2 separate regions of the Mus musculus genome follow, and region 2 is linked to region 1. The links are chromatin loops, found by intact Hi-C in ENCODE. Cell type or tissue: heart. All regions are shown on one strand. Links, peaks and the distances in the headings refer to the core of each region. The heading gives the core; the rest is flanking DNA. Region 1 overlaps Copz2 (coatomer protein complex, subunit zeta 2). Region 2 has its middle 26 kb from the start of Gm11529.

Region 1 (10,107 bases), core at 1,134-9,133:
CAGGCCGTTTGTTCTGCACACAGCTGTGCTGGGTTCTGTCTTAGTGTAAGACCCCTGTGGTATTTACCTGGGGCTTCTAGGCTATCTCTAGGAATGGGTTCCAATGCTCAGCCCCTGCCCAGAGAAAGGTCCTTCAGGACTGGTCCCTTAGACCAGATGCTTGATCACAGCCTGGCTATGGAGGCTGTAAATGGCGCTTGTCTTATAGCGCCACCTTCTGGGCAAACCTGAGGGCCTCAGTTTTTTGACTTTCATTCCTGGAACACTAAGACGGGTGAGATTTGGAGCGAGATGGCACTATTGTTGCTGTGTTGTTGTTGTTATTACTATTACTATTAATTACTATTACTATTACTATTACTATTACTATTACTATTACTATTACTATTACTATTACTATTACTATTACTATTACTATTACTATTACTATTACTATCATCATCTTTACTAGTGTGTGCACACTCATTCATGAAGATGTCATGGCATCCATATGGAGATCAGAGGACAATTTTCGAAAGTCAGCTCTACCCTTCGTCTGTGGGTTCTGAACATGGAACTCATGTCATAAAGCCTACTCCACAAGCCCTTCCATTCACTGAGTCATTTCGCAGGCCCACGGAGACAGTTTGCGATTTCTGGTTTTTGCACTGTCTACTTCTCCAAGTTCCAAATTCTTAGATTTCCCTACCATCTTCTGGAAGGCATCCAGCCACAGGGAGTAACCTCAGAGTGGTGCGAATGGGTGGTCCTCCACCTCAGGGAGGTTGAGAAACAGTTGTGGCAAGTCTCTACTAATCAATTGCCTACCCCATGCGTTCTCCACACACCCACCAAGGCTCCCTCACGTTCACTAAGAGGCTGCTGTCTGGAAGGAAGCAGGAGCATCCTTTTGGGGATGTCTAGAGAATTTTCTATGCTGGGGGTGTACAAAAAGCCTCATATGTGCTAAGCAGGCTTCAGCCCCAAGCCCTCATACTTTCTTCTTCTTCTTCTTCTTCTTCTTCTTCTTCTTCTTCTTCTTCTTCTTCTTCTTCTTCTTCTTCTTCTTCTCCTCCTCCTCCTCCTCCTCCTCCTCCTCCTCCTCCTCCTCCTCTTCCTCTTCTTCTTCTTCAAGACAGGGCTTCTCTGTATAGACCTGGCTGTCCTGGAACTCACTTTGTAGACCAGGCTGGCCTTGAACTCAGAAATACACCTGCCTCTGCCTCCCAAGTTTTGGGATCAAAGGCATGCGCCACCACGCCCGGCTCCTACCTCTACTTCTTAAGTGCTGGAGTTAAAAAAAAAGTACTATACCACATCAGGTTTGTGGTGTCTTGGATAAAGCAAGAAGTGGTGTTAAAGCATGGCTATGTATGAGGATATCTATATCTAATATCTATATCTAATATCTAATAAATACATGTTAAAGCATGGACTTAAAAGGAGTGACCTCTAATGTGTGTAAAGTCACCTGACTAGAGATGAAGATGAACCGGCAGAGTGCTGGCTGGTTCGGGCATGCGCAAATCCCCAGGTTCAATCCTTACCCCTGAGTAAACAGGGCATGCTCACACCTAGAATTCCAGTACTTGGGAAGTGGACACAAAGGATCAGATTCTCATTAGTCCTAGGCTACACACCCAGCGTGCACCTTCCACTGAACAGTTGCAGCGTATCTATAAATCTCTCTATATCACTCAACCTAGGATAAAGCACTGTGTCCTTGAGTCCTTTAACTGTTTGAGAGTCTTCAGTTCATCCTGTTCTTCTTGGAAAAAAAACAAAACAAAAACAACAATAATGACATTAATGAATAAAAATGAAGAAGCTCCCATTGGCATTCAGTAAAAGTGCCCAGCTCAGAATAGCCAGTTAGTAAATGTCTGTTGGAAAAATTCATTCTGAAAGATTTGCTTGTTTGTTTGTTTTTCAGGACAGGTTTCTCTGTGTAGCCCTGGCTGTCCTAGACTGGCTTGGTAGACCAGGTTGGCCTCAAACTAATAGAGATCTACATGCCTCTGCCTCCTGGGTGCTGGGACTACAGACATGTGGCACCAAGCCTGCCCCCCCCCCAATGCTTTTTAAAAAGATTTATTTATTTATTTATTTATTTAGAGTGCATATTTGTATGCACCCCAGAAGAGGGCATTGGACCCCATTACAGATGGTTGTGAGTCACCATGTGGTTGCTGGGAATGAGTACTGAGCTATCTCTCCAGCTCCCTACTAGGGCCAAAAGAATTTTATTTTTTTATTTTTATTTTTTTGGTTTTTCAAGACAGGGTTTCTCTGTGTAGCCCTGGCTGTCCTGGAACTCACTCTGTAGACCAGGCTGGCCTCGAACTCAGAAATCCGCCTGCCTCTGCCTCCCCAGTGCTGGGATTAAAGGCATACGCCACCACCGCCCAGCAAGAATTTTAAAGTTAGTATTATGACCAATATATTTTTTTCCCCACCGAACAGCCTGTGCGGGGGGGGGGGGGCACGCTCACCTGCATGTCTAAGGTCTACCCCCTCACCACCAGTCTTGCCTCCTTAGGTTCTCATCTAAGATGAAGGAGAGATTGGAAACTAGAACAGGACCATTCAAGTGATGGGAGAATATAATTTGGCAACCACTTGTTCAACTTTTTTGTTGAAAATACTTACTAAAAAGAACACACAGCCTGGCATGGTGGTGCATGCCTTTAATCCCAGCACTTGGGAGGCAGAGGAAGGAGGATTTCTGAGTTCGAGGCCAGCCTGGTCTACAGAGTGAGTTCCAGGACAGCCAGGGATACACAGAGAAATCCTGTCTCAAAAAACCAAAAAAACCAAAACCAAAACAAAAAAACAGAAAAACCAAAACCAAAACAACAACAAAACCAAACACCCCCCACAAACCAACCACACACATCTTGTGCTTTAAACCTGAATTCCCATCATACTCAGAAGAAGGTTTGAATTTTTAAAAAAGACTTATTTATGTATGTATATGAGTGCTCTTTGAATGTGGCTGCATAACAGAAGAGGACATCGTATCCTGTTATATATCTATATATAGAATATATATATATGGTCGTGAGCCACCCCGTGATTGCTGGGAATTGAGCTCAGGACCTTCAGAAGAGCAGCCAGTTCTCTTAACAGCTGAGCCATCTCTCCAGCTTGAGAGCTGATTTTTAAAGCTGCGTATACCTGGACATATGCCTTAAATCTAATCCCTTCTATGGCCTCTCCACGCCAACCCCACTGCTGTCCCTAGTTCCTCTCTGTGCCTGGCTCATCGCAGACACCTAAATATGTGAATACACTGACCCAGGTTGGGAGGAAAGTGAAGCTGAGTTGTGCACAGCAAATTATTCCCCTCGCCAGGGTTCCCATTAAAGAGCTCTACTGTACTAAGAGCTCAGAACTAATTCCTCCCCATAATCTAATAACAGTTTCTGCTTTACTTATTTTGAGACAGGCGCTGTTTTGCTATGTAGTCCAGAATAGCATCAAATTCGTGGCTCTCTTCCTGTCTCAGCCTCCAGAAAGCACATCGCTTCACAGTGTGTTTCAAAGAGGTTGAGGGCAAAGAAACTCGGACCTTTGGGCAGGCTGCTCTGCCCATTTCTCTCTCCAGGCCTGGCTGGCTCTACCAATGTTTGAGGCCCTGAGAAGAGCACGGGTGTCGCCTCCCACTCCTCCTGACAGCCGACAATGATCCAGTCACAGGGAGCCATCCATCAGTGTCGGGGTGAGAACCAATCCCACATGCCCTGCCTTTCTTGCCAGCCAATTGGAGGAAAGCAGGAGGAGCGTGCCTCTGTGTGTGTGTGTGTGTGTGTGTGTGTGTGTGTGTGTGTGTGTGTGTGTGTGTGTGGTGTGTGTTGTGTCTGGCACGTCCCTGTAATAAGTTAACAAGTTCTTGAGTTTGTATTTCCTCCTGTGCCCTCGGGCTGGGTGAGCCCACATTCCTGAGGTCTTGATTTCTGATCCGGTTCTTACTCTGTTGCAGGGAAAAGAGTGGCCCTAAGGATCCTTTCCCGCACACTCTTCGAAGCTGCTGGGTGCGATGGGCAAGACAAGGAAGGATGCCAGGGGTGGGCAGACTCGGGAAGGCAAGCCCTGGCTCAGAACTGCGGACGCCCTTCCCGAAATCCCTCAGGCTCCGGCCAGTGGCCACGATGATGAGGCTCTCATCTCGGAAAAGCTGGTGCAGCGGCCAGGGCTCCGGGCTGTCAGCCAGGCCTGCTGTCTAGGCGGCTCCACCTGGATGCAGAAAGCGAGGGGGGCAGGGAGACGCAATAGCCAGAAGACTGGACCTGCAGACTTGGGGTCATCACCACTATGGGAGCTCAGCTCAACGCAACCCCCCAGTCGCTGCTTTGCTAATCCCTCCCTATGGGATCAGGGTAGTAGCCTTTAGCCATAGCAAGTCAAGGAACACTTTCTTGTTACCTTTAACCATCTGTAGCCTAGGCTGGTCTCAAACACAGTAAATAGTTAGAAAATGACTTTCAACTTCTGATTCTCCAGCCTCCACCTCTCAAGAGACGAGATTATAGGCTTGTGTGTTCCACACCCTGTGAGGACCAAGTGCGAGTAAGGAATTCAGATATTGTAGTATAATGAGGAGTTTTCTATCCCCTATCGAGCGGAAGCTGCGATATACTTGTATATTCGAAACTTTCAGGGTCTCGGTGTATCCCTTAATAGAATGTGGACAGTATCGTGTAGTTCAGAGAGTTGTGTGAGCCAGCCTTCCTGGAGCTCCTAGCTTCTGCCTGATGCTTCCCATTCCCGTCCTCGCACAACTGAAATTGCAGGACCAAGTCAGGTCAGGCCGGGTTGCCAGGAGGCAGTTTACTCCTCCGGGCCTTGGCTCCATCCATGGTGGAGCCAAGTGCTACGGGTGGCTGAATATTTGAGAAATAATCCAAAGAATGTCTTTTCCGTCACCACACTGGCCCCTGAACTGCACAATTTTATTGTGCCACCTTCCCCCTCTCTCAGGATTGCCTTTTTGCAACTCTGGGCTGTGTGCACAGCGACTCTAGAAAGACACTATAGTAAGCGTTTACAATGAGTAGATAATCATCCCCGTATCTTCGTAGAGTTCTCTAATTACAGACGTAGTCAAATTCAGTATAAATATCTGTTTTGTTTTGTTTTGTTTTGTTTTGTTTTGAGATAGTGTCTCACGCAACCTAGGCTGATCTCCCACACTCACGGCCTGGAAATGACAACCACCGGGACAGGCTTTTATTAAGATCCAAGGCTCACCACTATTTTTATTACGGCGGCTGCCAAAAAGCTCTGCGTTGGGAGAGAAGTCGCGGGAAGTCACGCGTGATGGTTGCCAGGGCAACGCACTGGCTCTGGTGTCAGAGATCAGTGAGAAACACCGGGAGGAGGGTCGGTTCCACCTCAGGGGCGGAGTTATCGAGGCCCAGGACCCTGAGGTGTGCCCGTAGTACCTCCAGGTGGCGCTCTAGGACCACGGATGTGGTGAGGGGGCGGAGCTTCCTGCTGCGCGATGCTCCTGTGAGAGGCGGGGCCGGGGCGGAGCGTGGGAGCCGCTGAAAACCTCCAGGGATCCAAGAAGATGACACCCCACGCTGCCAAAGAAGAGTCCGCGGCGTGGAGACGCCGAAAGCGTATGGGTCACAGGAAAAACCGAGAGAAAGTTCAGAGATTGGGACTAGGGTAGGAAGGGGGTTCGGGATGCTCAGAAAGTTTATTCATCTCCATCCTTGAGATGTGTCGCCGTGAATCTCCTTCCGTCTGTCGCCTCTCTAGACACCCCTGTCCGTCCCTCCCCCGACCCCCGTCCTTCGCCTCCTCGTAGGTACACGGATGCTCTACACACACGCGCAGTGGCCACCACTCGGTGCCTTCTCGCCCCCAGATAGAGACAGCAAATTATAGAGCTCTACTGCCCAGGATCTATGCCAAGATAAGAATTCCGCGGTCCCAGGCGCGCCAAGAAAAATAGCCAAACAGTTCCTGGGTTTGTCAGAGTAAGCCTGACTCCCTTCCTTTCTGGAGCCTAGAATGGAAAAAACGACTCAAGGAATCCCTAGCGGAGCCTCCCTGTGGGTACTGCACAGACAAAATGGAGAAGCCATCTTCACTCTCCTTTTCCTGGAAGAATATTATTCCTGTTACTATGACTCTTACCATGCCACACCGTCGTGTTTAACCGCTCAACTACTCATGCAACACCAGGGTATCAGTGTTGCACCCCTCGTGTTAAACACAACCCTTTCCCTTGACCCACTCTGACCTCATTCACAGGTGTAGTGTACACGCGCACGTACACCACACACACACACACACACACACACACACACACACACACTTCAAAGTCAAGAAAGGAGGTCTTTGGGGGGGAAAAATGTAAGTTTATTAAGGCCTAGGACTGAGGATGTCAGAGGTCCGAGGGGAGGCAACTTTGCTGGTTCCCATGGCCCCAAGGCCAGGTTAGGATGCTGAGTAGGGGTGAGGGAGCTGGGGTCAAGCTTTTGCGTCTCAGAATCCCTGGCAGGAGACCTCAGGGATCAGTTCTGAGAGAGGCCTGAGAAGGCAGAGTGGTCTCTCTTGCGTCTTGAGATCTTGGGGCTTACGCGGGGACTGGCAAAAGTTCTCTGGGGAAGGAGCCTTGATTCCAAGGTCTTCATTTCAATAGCGACCATTTAATCTGTTCCTTGGCTGACTGAAGAACCTGAAGTGAGAGTAGGAGGTTGGGAGAAATATTTGAGAATGTCAGTGATTGGAGGTCGACAAGGGCGCCTCTCCAGCCCTGGCCACTAGATGGCAGCAGCTTGCCTCTTCTTTAATGAGATGAGGTTTTGGAGGCTAGGGCAGGTCCAGAGGGCTGCAACCCAGCTGGCTGCCTCCCAAGCCTGTCCAACTGTGGGTGAGGCGGTAGCCCCTGCCTCCCCTAAGCCATATCAGGCCACAGTAATAGTGCCTCCTCACCGCGCCATCAGGCAGGCAGAGACTGGGCCCAGGCTCAACCACGCCTGTGCTCAGACACTTGACACCGTAATAAACTTGTGATGCTGGTTTTGATGGGGTGTGTTCTCAGCACCCCATCCCATTTGCTGATGTGACAAAGCTGTCAGGTGTGTGTATGTGTGTGTGCTCCTACTACCAAGAAAAAACATCTCAGTCCAGTGTGTGCCCGTATCTGTGCCAATGTGCACACGTGATGCCAACACATGAGGGGGGACTCGGGATACTCAGACTGTCTCTCTGGGCATAAAGCCTCCTCCAAAATGTCCACCCCGCACTGTGTATGTCCTCCTCTCTTGGAATCTCCCTCTTTGCTGGGGACAGTGAAGTTCTTGAATCTCTGCTAAGGAACCTCTCTCTCTCCACGTTTCATTTTGTGTCCCTATAACTTTTGTGTTTCTTTAAGATTTCCACTAATCCTCATGTGTGGTGCCTATAATTTCAGGCCCTGGGAATATGAGGCAGGAGAGATAAGGGCTTCAAGGCCAGCCTGGGCTACATAACAAGGCCCTACCAGTCTTTATTTGTTGCTTGCTCATTTAGAAAGAGAGGAATTGTTTCCTGAGGATGTACAACTTAATTTTCCAGGTTTGGCAGCATGGCCAATCATGTAATTAATATAACTCTACCAGGTAAATTCTATTCTAGAGCCCTAGAGGTGCTGAGTAACTTGCCATTCAGTTTTTGTTGGCAAAGTAAAAGCTTAGGATGACTCAAATGAATACTAGGGGGTGGGAGTAGCAGTAGTGGTTTGGTTTTGTTTTGGTTTTGGTTTTGGTTTTTCGAGACAGGGTTTCTCTGTGTAGCCTTGGCTGTCCTGGAACTCGCTCTGTAGCCCAGGCTGGCCTCGAACTTAGAAATTCACCTGCCTCTGCCTCTCGAGTGCTGGAATTAAAGTGTTCTACCACTGTCTGGCTTGTGTTTGGTTTTGAAACAGTCTCGTTCTTTGATGCCCCAGCCTCCAAACTGGAAGCGCTGCATCAGGAGCATGCACTGCCCCACCATGCGGTGAAGTGCCTGGAGCCACACCCAGGGCTTCGCCTCCCATTCCAGCTGTGTTCTCTCTCTCTCTCTCTCTCTCTCTCTCTCTCTCTCTCTCTCTCTCTCTCTCTCTCTCTTTTTCCCGAGACAGGGTTTCTGTGTAGCCCTGGCTGTCCTGGAACTCACTCTGTAGACCAGGCTGGCCTAGAACTCAGAAATCCGCCTGCCTCTGCCTCCCGAGTGCTGGGATTAAAGGCGTGCGCCACCCCGCCCGGCTTGTATTCTTCTCTTTTAACTTTGTATGTGCATAGGTGTTTTGTCTGTCTGTATGTCTGCTTACCACATGTGTGCCTGGTGCCTGCAGAAGACACCAGTATTCCCTAGAACTAGTGTTACAAATGGTTGTGAGCCACCATGTGTATGCTTGGAATTGAACCCGGGTCCTCTGCAAGAGCAGTGAGTGCTCGTAACCACTGAGCCATGCAGTTAGCCCTCCCCAGCTGTTCTTCTCTTCTCTGCTCATCAACACTCCCCTTATAGAATGTTTAATATGGGGCTGGAGAGGTGGCTCAGTGGTTAAGAGCACTGGCTGCTCTTCCAGAGGTCCTGAGTTCAATTCCCAGCAACCACATGGCGGCTCACAACCATCTGTAATAGGATCTGATGCTTCTGGTGTGTCTGAAGACAGCTTCAGTGTACTCATATAAATAAAATAAATGAATATTTTAAAAAAAATAATGTTTAATATGTATTTCATGTATTTACTTTTGTGTGTTTATGTGGAGGTCAGCAAACACTTTTAGGGGGTCAGCTCTCTTATCTCGGTCAGACTCAGCCCATCAGGCTCGGAGGCAGGTGCCTCTACTTGCTGAGACATCTCAATGGACCGCTTATTACTGTTGCTTTAAGACAAGCTCTCATGTAGATCACTCTGGCTTCAAACTTGTTATGACTTTGAACTATTAATCCTCCTGTACACCTCCCAAGTGCTGAGATTACAGGTGTGCATCACCATGCCCAGGTTGGTTTATTTTATGCTATTTGATTTTACATAAAGTCTCCTGCTACATCCCTGCCTACACAGAAACTCACAGTGTAGCTCAGGCTGCCCTTGAACCTGAAATCATGTGGCCTCAACCTCCCAAGTGCTGAGACTGAAGGCGTGAGCCACTACTCCTGGCTCTTCTCAATCTACTTCCACTCTGAAAGCCAGCACGCAGCCACATTCTTTTCCAGCAGAACATGAGGAAACATGGGGGGCCACAGGGCAGGTGGGGTGCTGAGGACAGCGTAGGGAAGTGGGTCTCACATCTGGTGTTCCCCACTGATGACAAAGGCCCATCTCTGCAGGGCTACCATGTTAGGACTAGCTTATGCCAGGGAAGAAAACTTCTTAGAAACGGAGTAAGTCTGACAGAGCATAGGAGGTCAAACCATTAGGCTTGACTGTCAGGAAGTCTGTGAAGCTGGGGAATCAATCTGCTAACAGTAACCAGGACGGACGGACGGACACACACACACTCACACACACACACACTGCGCCGCTGTATTCTGCATGCATCTCAAGGCTGTGCAGCCGTGTGGTCGGCTTCTTTTCAACAGCCAAGCTACCAAGGGCAGATGTGATGAGTTCGGATCTTATGATAAGGTGATAAGGCCCTTAACTATCCCAGCATGGCCCCACATGGATTACCCGTCCAGGTTGGAGGGAATATGAGGGATCTGAGCCTCCACGTTGCCTTGGGTAACAAGTAACCTGGCATCACCAGGGTAGCTCGTTTAGGGTAGGAGATGAGGTGAGCAGGCGGGAATTTGCCCACCCATCTCTCACTGCCCAGTTGCCAAGAGCTCAGCAGCCTCCAATGGCTGGCTCTGAGTCACCAGTTCATCCCTTGCCCCACACCTCTGGTTTCCTAACTCTGACTCTCTCCCCTGGGGCACTGGGCTCTCCCTGACCTTTAGCCTGTTTCTGGCCAAAGCAGATGCATGAGGCTTACCTGGGCCACACTCTGTTCTGTTAGGCCACTGTCATCAGTCTGCGGGAAAGGAGAATCACAAAGTCAAGTCAGAGCAGAAAGGAGCTGTTGAACTAGAGACGTGACCTTGCCTTGCAGGGCGAGGGTGTGGTAGTTAACATGATCCAGAACTGCACGGTTATCGCTG
Region 2 (10,107 bases), core at 1,123-9,122, 420 kb after region 1:
ACGTCACCCACTGGCATAGATTATAATCATAGAGCCTCAATGGCAAAGCATTTGGATACTAACACTGAGGGCCAAGAATGACGCCACTCCATGGTAGAATACTTGCCAATCATGGAACAGGGCCTTGGGCTCTATCCCTAACACCAAAGCAAAATAGCAGCCCCAGTTGCTGCTGCAGCAGCAGTAGCAGCAGCAACAACAACAACAAACAACAACAACAAGAACACCTACCCTGAGAGTGTGGTCTCTAACATGGTCCAGTCAAAGAGATGAACTTTGGTCTGCCACAGGAATTTGGAGTTCTCTGATGACAGACTACCCTAAAGAAGAGTTGGTAATGTATTTGGTGAGCATGGATCTAAGCTGTTGGAGATGAACGGATTCATCAGAGAGATCATTTTATCGGATGAGGACACTGAGGCTCAGAGCCCCGGGTGACTGTTGTTCAAAGTCAGGAAGCCAGAACTAGAGATGAAACTAAAGTTTCCTCATCTCAAGCTGATAGGCAATAACCCTTGAGATCAACTCCTCCAAATCAGCCTAGAAGTTGGTGGCCATAGAGCTCAGAATATAAAGGTCATGGCTAAGGCTATGGACAGCATCGGACAGTGCTGTCAAATCTCAAGATCAAAACCCTGGCTACATGGAAGCCTGAGAATACAGAATTTAACAGTTCAACCCCTGTAATACAGAAAATCATATAAGATCTAGTGAGACTGTGGGGGTTGGAGAGATGACTCCTAGGGATGGCTGCCACATGCCTTTAATCAGACGGATCTCTGAGTTCAAGGCCAGCCTGGTCTACAGAGTGAGTTCCAGGACAGCCAGGGCTACACAGAGAAACCCTGTCTCAAAAAACCAAAAGAATCGTCAGCAGCAGAGCAGCACGGGCTGCCCCTGCAGAGGAGTTGCATTCACTTCCCAGCACCCACGTGGTGGCTCACAACCACCTGCAAGTCTAGTTCTGACCCTTCTTATGGTTTCTACAGGTACCAGGCACACAGGTTACAGGTTATGTATGTGTACAGACATACACACAGGCAAAACAAGCATACACATAAAATATAAGAGCGAGAAGGAAACCAATTTCTAATGAATCTTCTCAAATTCATCTTCTGTCATCTTGACAACTTGACAGAACTGGTAGACTGCTTTAATTAATTCTTGATTTTGGTAAGAATGAACTTTTTAAAAGATGCATCTACCTTTTATGTATCTTCATATATTTTAATTTTTTCACTTGTATCTTCATATATTTTCATTTTTTTTCCTTTTCACATTCCTTCTGAAGCTATAAGAATTCTTTATGTATTAAGAGTATTAACCCATTAACCAAAAGCTATTTTGTTAATTTGAAATTTTGCCAGGAACCAATCCTAGTGCGATTAATTTAGCCAATGGTTCCTTTGTTTGGCAGACCCCCAATGCCTATATTTTCCATGGTATTCAGCGCTCTGACTGGACTCCTGCTTCCCAACTTCCACCTTCCCAGCAGCAAAGCTCAGTTTGTCTGTTAGGGACATGGTGGGGGTGGGTGTCACCAGAGCGCTCTGCATACTACAAGCACAAACAAACACCTGCAGTCTGGGGACGTGGGAGGTGAAGACAGACGCTGTAGAATGGGTGGTCTCCTGTTCATGGCTATGATGGCGGCTGATACACCGTGAGGTTAGTTAACGAGATGAGAGTGGAGAAATTAGAGCCTAGACAAACAGACAGACGGCTGTTTGCAAAGACATTTATGGTCACAGTCCAAGTTAACACAACACATCTCAATGGCCCTGATCTTCATTTACATTTCCTGCCCCTCAGTGGGAGGATGTGGTCTCAGGAGCCAGAACCACAGACACAAAGGAAACGCCTCTAGCAGATGAAGTGTGTCAAGGAGCAGATGCGTTTAAGTCTTTAGACCTTGTGAGTGATTGTGTTCTACGTCTTATCAGATATACTTACTGCCTGTCAAATACACCTCTTGCAGAGACTGAAAATACTAGGCTCAGCTTGCAACTAAAGGTGGTCACATGACTCCGTTCTAGGCACTGAGGAGTTCTGAGAGGTACTGGGTGGTCCTTCTAGTCAAAGGGATGAGTAAGCTTGAGGTTACTATTTCTTCTTCTATCTCTATGAACAAAATTGCATAAGAAGTGGTTTCAAGCCGGAGGAGGAGAGGAGAAGAGATGGAAGATGGCGGATGGCTCATGCCTTTCATCCAGTAGACAGAGGCAGGAAGATCTCTGTGAATTCAAGGCCAGCCTGGTGTCCAGATCGAGTTCTAGGACAGCCACCAAGGCTGCACAAAGAAACCCTGTTTCTAAAAGCAATAGAAAAGAAGTGATTTCAATTTGATGTGGTACTACACACCTGTGACTCCGTCTTTTGGGAGCTGAGGCAGAAAGGTCATGAGTTTCAGGCCAGCCCAGGCTAGCAGAAGACTGTCTATAAAAATAATTAGGAAAAAGATTGAAACAAACAAACAAAAACCATCAAATATGGCAACTGCAAAGTAATAAAACTGATGGCTCAAAGCCAGTTCTAGATAGATAGATAGATAGATAGATAGATAGATAGATAGATAGATAGATAAACAAGACAGAAAAGAAAAACTGAACCAGGCAGTGGTGGCACACGCCTTTATCCCAGCACTTGGGAGGCAGAGGCAGGCAGATTTCTGAGTTCGAGGCCAGCCTGGTCTACAGAGTGAGTTCCAGGACAGCCAGGGCTACACAGAGAAACCCTGTTTCGAAAAACCAAAATGAAAAAAAGAGAGAGAAGGAAAACTGAGCTTGACCTTGTACTATTTTTGAACTGATGAATCAAACTTTAATTAAAGGAGCCTAGACACCTTACTTTATATGTAATGTTTGCTGAGGCTTGACGGATTCTCTTACGTACCTCTGAATTTTGATGTATTTTTAAAAGTGAATAAATGAATAAATAATACATAAATACATAAAATAATTAGTAAATAAATAAAACAATTAATAAATAAATAAGAAAACTATTTATACAAGAACCTGAGATTAGGAGTATACATACACCTGTTAGGAGCAGATAGCATAGTGACTGATTCTAGAATGCTCTGTAAGGTGCAAAGATAGAAATTCCTGACACAGTTGCTCCTTCTCTACAAATGTTGCACTTCTCCAGGGCAAGACCCTTTCCTAGGCCTCTCTATGGAGGCCAGAGTTCCCATTCCCTAAGGGAGCTGCCAGTAACAAGCAGGCTCATCTTAAATGCGTTCTTGCCAAGGTGTTAATGACAGATAATGGCTTAATGCATTACTCCTCCAAGATAACATTTCCATTTTAATAGAGTCTTTAAATGCCTAACCCAAAGGAACCCCACTGAAAAATGCAAGGACAGCAAATACCTTTGCTCTTTCCCTGGGCCTGGAAAGCATGAGTGTCCCTGAGGCCTTTCCTCCTAAACCAGGGAGCAACCTAGGCAGCCCCTACCTACCAGCCTCCGGAGGAGTTAAGTCATGAAGGCGGAAGACAAACTTGTTTGCCGACCCTATTATGGAACAAGTGTTTGTGCAGGCGTGAGAAGACCTGAGTTCTATCTGAGGGATTTGACATTAGCTGGATAGACAATCTTACAAGCCACTAAACATTTGCAAGCCTTGGTCTTCCTCAGAGGAAAGGATTAGCATCAGAAATAATGTCTCCAAGTAGTATTTCATGCTTGGCTAGGGACTCCAAGCCTGATTTGTTAGCCAGATACCTCATCTGATAAAAAGCTAGTGACCCAAGTTCCATGCCCAGAACCGGTGTAAAGGTAGAAGTCGAGAACTGAGCCCATGAAGCTGTGGCGCCCACACAGAGGCCATCACACACACACACACACACACACACACACACACACACACTCACACTCACACTCACGTCAAAAGCTCTTGTTCTGGTTGTGGAAAGGATATTCATTCCCTATAGAGAAAGCCATCCCCCACCCCAGGGAAATGACCTAAACCAACATTTAGAGTAACTGCAAGTAAGAAGCCCAATGTGGAGAAACTAGGAGACCAGTGTTGGGGTTCAGTGAGTCCAAGGGTGACCCGTGAAAAGTATTCAGAGCCTCTGCGTACAGGCGAGTAGGAGTGGCCCGGAAGACAGATTCAGGGCATCAAGTGGGTAAAAACCAGGTGTGCGGATAACGTTCAGTAAACTGCCTTTCTAATTCTCAGTGCTCCAGGAAGGAATCTCAGAGATTAAATTAAGCTGTTAACCCTCTAGGCGCTCCTGTCGTTTATTGTTAAGGAATTAATAGAAATGCGGGAATGCAGATGGCCTGGCTGTCAGCTCAGAGAGGCGATTTTTCTGATCTCCACAGACGTTTCCAGCATCTTTCATTAACCGCTCATGTACCAATTTGTCATTTTAACCTAGCAGAAAGGAAACTCCCTACCTCAAGGGCTGGTTGGGGAACCCTCCCAGGACCAGTCCTCCTGGGTGGCAGGTGCTCAGGAGCAGGGAAGGGATGTCATTTTAGGAAGTCGGTATCCCTAAGACTGGCCATCCTGGGAGCAAGCTTCAGAAGACTGTAGGAGTCAGGCTCTAGCAATCCTAGGCAGAGCAAGAGATGCCAGGAAACTACTTGATTTGCTGAGACTTGCCGGACGCAGGTAGTCAGCTCAACACAGAGAGGCGCCACCTACAGGCGAGAGGGAGATTTGCCATCTGCCCTCTGCTGCAGGATCTGAGGTCGCACCTCCTCCAGGTGCCAGCCTGGGGACATTGAGCCAATGCGCCAGACACTGTCTTAAGCCCTTGACATATACTGAATCTTTTAAAGTCCCCAGTAACCTTTTCAGATAGGTTTTTTTTTTAAATCATCATTTCATTTTTAGTAAATAAAAAAGTACAGCTTCAGGAGAATAACGTGCCCAAAGTCACACACTTAGCAAAGATTTCCGTCCTTGAGACCTGATTCAGATCTGGCATCCTCAACACAACACCTTGAGAGGCATGTCGGAGCTGGGACGAGTTAGAACTAATTCCACCTATGGTTCACAAGGGACCTGGGGGCCAAGTACTCAGCACATGGCTCTCAGTTCTGCAGTTTAGCGTCCCCATGTCGCTAAGACTCCTTTACTCACTTGGAGAGAAAAATCCTCTGCTAAAGTAAGTATAATGTTATTTCATTTTAATAGGGGCCAGCATGTCAAGAGATTGCATGACTGTCATCTTCAGCTTATAGATGACAGAGAAATAAGGGACTGCATCTTAACACACTTATTGACAGAGCAAGAACTAGCGTTAGAACCCAGGTCTACAAACCCCTACCCTGCTTGTCCCTTTGCTCCTCGCCCCATCTTTAATCTTCCATAGCTGAGACCTTGTGGGTTCACTGTCATCAGACCCACTCTCTGACCAAAATATGCTTGAAAAACAAAACACAAAGCCAGGTGGCCGTTGACTAAGACCCCACCCTCAGTAAGTCCTCTTTCTCTAATACATCAATCCTATGCAAACAGCACAGTTAGGCTTTGGAACTGTGGACCACTGATTTGCCTATGTACATAACTGGGTTTCTTCTTTCTTTCTTTCTTTCTTCCTTCCTTCCTTTCTTTCTTTCTTTCTTTCTTTCTTTCTTTCTTTCTTTCTTTCAAAGATGTACTCATTTATTTTATACATATGAGTATATTGTTCTCTTCAGACACACCAGAAGAGGGCACCAGACCCCATTACAGATGGTTGTAAGCCACCATGTGGTTGTTGGGAATCGAACTCGGGACCTCTGGAAGAGCAGTCAGTGCTCTTAACCACTGAGCCATCTCTCCAGCCCATGACTGGGTTCCTAAAGTCTTCCGAGATACAGGTCACAGGCTCTGCCCCGTGGTCCACTGAGTCAGAATCGCAATGTTCTCCTGCTGCAGTGCATGTGCATAAAGTATCCCCTGAAGAACTGATACAAAGTTACCTGGAGACAATTGCTCTTCATCTCATCGCTAGTGATCTGGGTTCAGCGAGAATGGAGAGGAAGCTATGTATTTCTAAATAGTATCTATCATCTGAGACCAGCCATTCTGGTCTAGGGACTTCACTTTAAATGACAACAACCTAAAGAGTTCTTGATGGAAGAAATGTGTGGGGTGAGGGTGGCGGGAATACCCTGGAGCAGAAAGATGGGAAAGTTATTACAGCCAGGGGTGTGTGTGTGAAAAGGTGCAGCTTATGAAATCTTGGAATCAAAACAACTAAGGTATGAATTCACCCATGTACCTGGCTTCTCTCCATCCAAGTATATTCAAATCTAAGGGCATTCACATTTCTCTAGCCTGTGGCAAAACCTGTTTGTTGTCTTACATTTCACTGTGCCCTGCCTGTCTCCGTTACAAATGAAAATCTTCCAGGTCCCCTCTGACCGTCAGTTAGCTTTCCAATTTCATTCCGAAGTTAACTGCACTGCGGTGGCAGACAAAGCTGGCCTGATGGCAGGAATACTGTTCCCTGATGGTATCAGAGCCTCTTCCGTATTTATGTTTGCTGTGTGACTGTCACTTGTATACAATCACACAGAGACTCTGATATTAAGCCCTAGCTAGGAAATCACCCCCCTGGCACAGCTCTGGTGGAAAAGGAAAAAGGGACTTCAGTGGCAAGCAGATATCAAACACAAATTACATGGCCCTTTGTACCAAAATAGGCATCTTTAAGAAGTCATGTCTTCTGGTCCTCCTTCAGGTGATATGGTACCCTGAGGAACCCAGATAGATAACAAACTCTTCTATTTGTAAAGGCCACTTGTGAAGGAAACTCCATAAGCTCTCTGTGTTGCGATGAGTTGTTCAGCAAGCATTCACTCGCTACTACATCCCTCCATGGGAGGAGTAAATGTCAGCGCTCTCCTGATGACGGACCTAGTCACGTGACTGCCTCTAGCCAATGGAGTGCGAGCAGGGTTCTTAACTCTGAAGGCTTGCCTTGTTTTGGAATCTTGCCATCCTATCCCTTGCCTGAGCCTACCACTGCCTTTTCATCCTGAGTCCCAGAATGAGAGACTACATAGAGACGTCACAGAAAAGATCCACACTGTGCCAAGAATTCATTGCAACCAGTTCACAAATGTGTGAGCAAGAGCTATACCGTAAGCCGCTGAGAGTTCCAGATATGTGTTACACAGCCTCTTGCACTAAAGTTGACTAACACCTAACCTAAATCATACATCATTTAATCTGTGGTTCAAATGGGAGGGATCACTAGACTGGATGCTTAATTCTAAACATCCGAGAGTGGTCGAGAATACAGCTCAATTGGTACAGTGCTTGCTTGGCACACCCAACACCCTGGTTCTATTCCCAGCACCACACAAAACCTGGTGTGGTGGTGCATACCTGCACATGGAGGTAGAGACAGGAGGATATGAAATCCAAGGTCATCTGCTGCTATATAGGGAATTAAAGATCATACTATGTTACATCTGTCTCAAATATTCTTTTAAAAAGGAAATGTTCAAGAAATATACCAGATTTATTTGCTATCTATTTGAGAGGTGTTCTCCGCGAATCATTTGTTTACAAAGTGTCATTAGTGCTCACAAGTCCCTTTGAAGCTATTAGAATGTGGGTTCCGATACAACTGGAAAAGCAGCAAGCTGTTGGAGGTGGGGCCATGGAGGTGGCAGTTTTGGTTCCCAGCACCCACTCTGGGTGGCTCACACCTACCTGTAACTCCAGCTCCAGAGGATCTGACATCTGACACCCACTCTGGGTGACTCACACCCACCTGTAACTCCAGCTCCAGGAGATCTGACATCTGACACCCACTCTGGGCGGCTCACACCCACCTGTAACTCCAGCAGATCTGACATCTGACATCTTCTGGCCTCACACGCGCATACACATTGTTTTATTAAAGTTTAAAGAAAAAGGAGAAATAGTAAGAGATAAGAGGAGAGTTGAAAACCTGATTCCAGTACTGTAGAGCTCCATTGTTTTCTGCACTTACCTCTCTCTCTCTCTCTCTCTCTCTCTCTCTCTCTCTCTCTCTCTCTCTCTCTGTCTCTCTCTCTTTCTCTCTTTCTCTCCTCAGTGGGGTGGGGCAGTTCCAAGACAGGGTTTCTCTGTGTAACCCTGGCTGTCCTGGAACTTGATTCATAAACCAGGCCTTTAACTCATAGAGAACTTTTTGTCTGTCTGTCTGTCAGTCTGTCTGTCTTGTCCACTAGAAATTGTTTTCAATGGGACAAGACAACTGTCACTCATTCCTGCTTCCTTGTTTTGCTCACAGCTAATGCTAAAGTGAGTGATAAGGGTGTGTCAGTAAGCCAGGTGAGAGAGATGGGCTTGACAGTATACAAATCCAGCCCCTGCCCTGTGTGATCTCAGCTCACCGGAGGTTAGAAGTCCATCTGCCTCTTGCAACCTCATGCTGTGGATTCGGTGGCTGATAAGCAAAAAACGTTCAAGACCAAAGGCCTGAAAAGTCAGTGTCTGAGGAAGGCTTGCTTCCTCCTAACTGACACCCACCTCCTAGCTGTGCGCTCACACAATGGAAAGGATGAGTTAGCTTTCTGGGGCCTCTTTCCTAAGGGCACTAAAACCATTCAGAAAGGCTCTGCCCTCAAGACCAAATCACCTCCCAAAGGTTCTGCCTTCTAATAGTGTTACCCTAAGGGCGAGTGTTTCAATGTCTGGATTTGGGTGGGCGTACATATACAGTACTCATTGCAATTTACAGAAGTGGTACCTAATTATGGAAAACATTGAATAACAATGTCAGTGAGAGCCCACTCAAGACTTTTATACTAGGGAGAGACATGATCCTAGAAGATCCAGCATCCTAGAAGATCTCTGTGAGTTCAAGGCCAGCCTGGTGAACTTAGCAAGTTCCAGGTCATTCCAGAATACATAGGGAGATCCTGTCTTAAAACTAACAAAAAAAACCCACAAATGTACTGGCTGGTTTGTGTCAACTTGACACAAGCTAGAGTCATCAGAGAGGAAGGAGCCTCAGCTGAGGAAATGCCTCCATGAGATCCAATTGTAAGGCATTTTCTTAATTAGTGATCAAGGGGAAGGGCCCCGACCATTGTGGGTAGTGCTATTCCTGGGCTAGTGGTCCTGGGTTCTGTAAGAAAGCAGGCTGAGCAAGTCAGGGGAGCAAGCCAATAAGCACCACCCCTCCATGGCTTCTGCATCAGTTCCTGCCTCCAGAATCCTGCCCTGTTTGAGTTCCTGTTCTGACTTGTAAGTCAAATAAACCCTTTTCTCTCCAACTTACTTTTTGGTCACAGTGTTTCATTACAGAAATAGAAACCCTGACTGATATTAAAAAAAAAAAAAAAGCAAAACAGTATCTTAGGGCCAGGCCATCCCCAACTACATAGCAAGTTCTAGGCCAGCTTGGACTACATAAGATCCTGTACCAAAACAACAGGGGCCAGTTAGATGGGTCACTAATTAAGAGTACTTGTTGCTCTTCTAGAGGACCCAAGTTCAATTCCCAGCCCCTACATAGCAGCTCACAACTATTCATAACTCCAATTATAACTTTCCCGGTTTCTTCTTCTGGCCTCTGAGGGCACCAGACAGACATATGGTACACAGATGTACATGCAGACAAAATACTCATACACATAAAACAAAAGTATATATACTGAGGCTGGAAAAGACGGCTCAGCAGTTAAGAGCATTGACTGTTCTTTCCAGAGGTCCTGAGTTCAAATCCCAGCAACCATGTGGTGGCTCACAACCATCTGTAATGGAATCTGGTGTCCTCTTCTGGTGTGTTTGAAGACAGCTATAGTATACTCATATACATTAAATAAATAAATAATTTTTTAAAACAAAGTATACATACTTGCTTTATATATGGTGGTTTGAATGAGAATAGCCCCCAATAAGCTCACATATTTAAATACTTTGTCCCTAGCTGGTGGAAATATTTTGAGAAGGGTTAGGAAGTGTGACCTTGTTGAAGGAGGTGTGTCCTTGAGGGAAGGTTTTGAGGTTTCAAAAATCCACACCAGACCCAGTCTCCTCCTCTCTGCCTCCAACTTTCCAACCCAATGTAAGCTCTCAGCTGCTGCTCTTGTGCCTGTCTGCCTGCCTGTCTGCTGCCATGCTCTCTGTGATGGTCACCAGCTCACATTCTGAAACTCTAAGCA

Evidence for each region. Peaks named below come from ENCODE experiments on the same cell type or tissue, not always from the same donor. Only the 100,000 strongest peaks of a DNase experiment are listed, where the experiment ranks them.
Region 2: a loop joins it to region 1, with 9 times the contacts of the local background. A loop is called at or near these places in 5 of 42 quality-filtered maps.

Annotation. Positions count from the first base shown.
Region 1 is chr11:96,857,426-96,867,532 of GRCm38, reverse strand. It overlaps Copz2 (coatomer protein complex, subunit zeta 2), which reads right to left. Exons shown (of 9, transcript NM_019877.2): 8 at 9,942-9,980; 9 at 6,330-6,670. The coding sequence ends at 6,623. Gm11523 (a long non-coding RNA gene) reads left to right here. Exons shown (of 4, transcript XR_880183.2): 3 at 3,428-3,700; 4 at 3,962-5,091. Among named protein-coding and RNA genes, the nearest start is that of Mir152, 12 kb to the right of the region's middle. In heart, for the core only: a CTCF peak has its summit at 5,422 (motif pointing right); DNase peaks (open chromatin) are centred at 4,202, 5,502, 5,902 and 6,832; H3K4me3 peaks cover 2,664 bases; H3K27ac peaks cover 1,404 bases; H3K27me3 peaks cover 1,140 bases.
Region 2 is chr11:96,433,500-96,443,606 of GRCm38, reverse strand. No RefSeq gene overlaps it. Among named protein-coding and RNA genes, the nearest start is that of Gm11529, 26 kb to the left of the region's middle. In heart, for the core only: a CTCF peak has its summit at 4,663 (motif pointing left); a DNase peak (open chromatin) is centred at 4,656; H3K27me3 peaks cover 4,211 bases.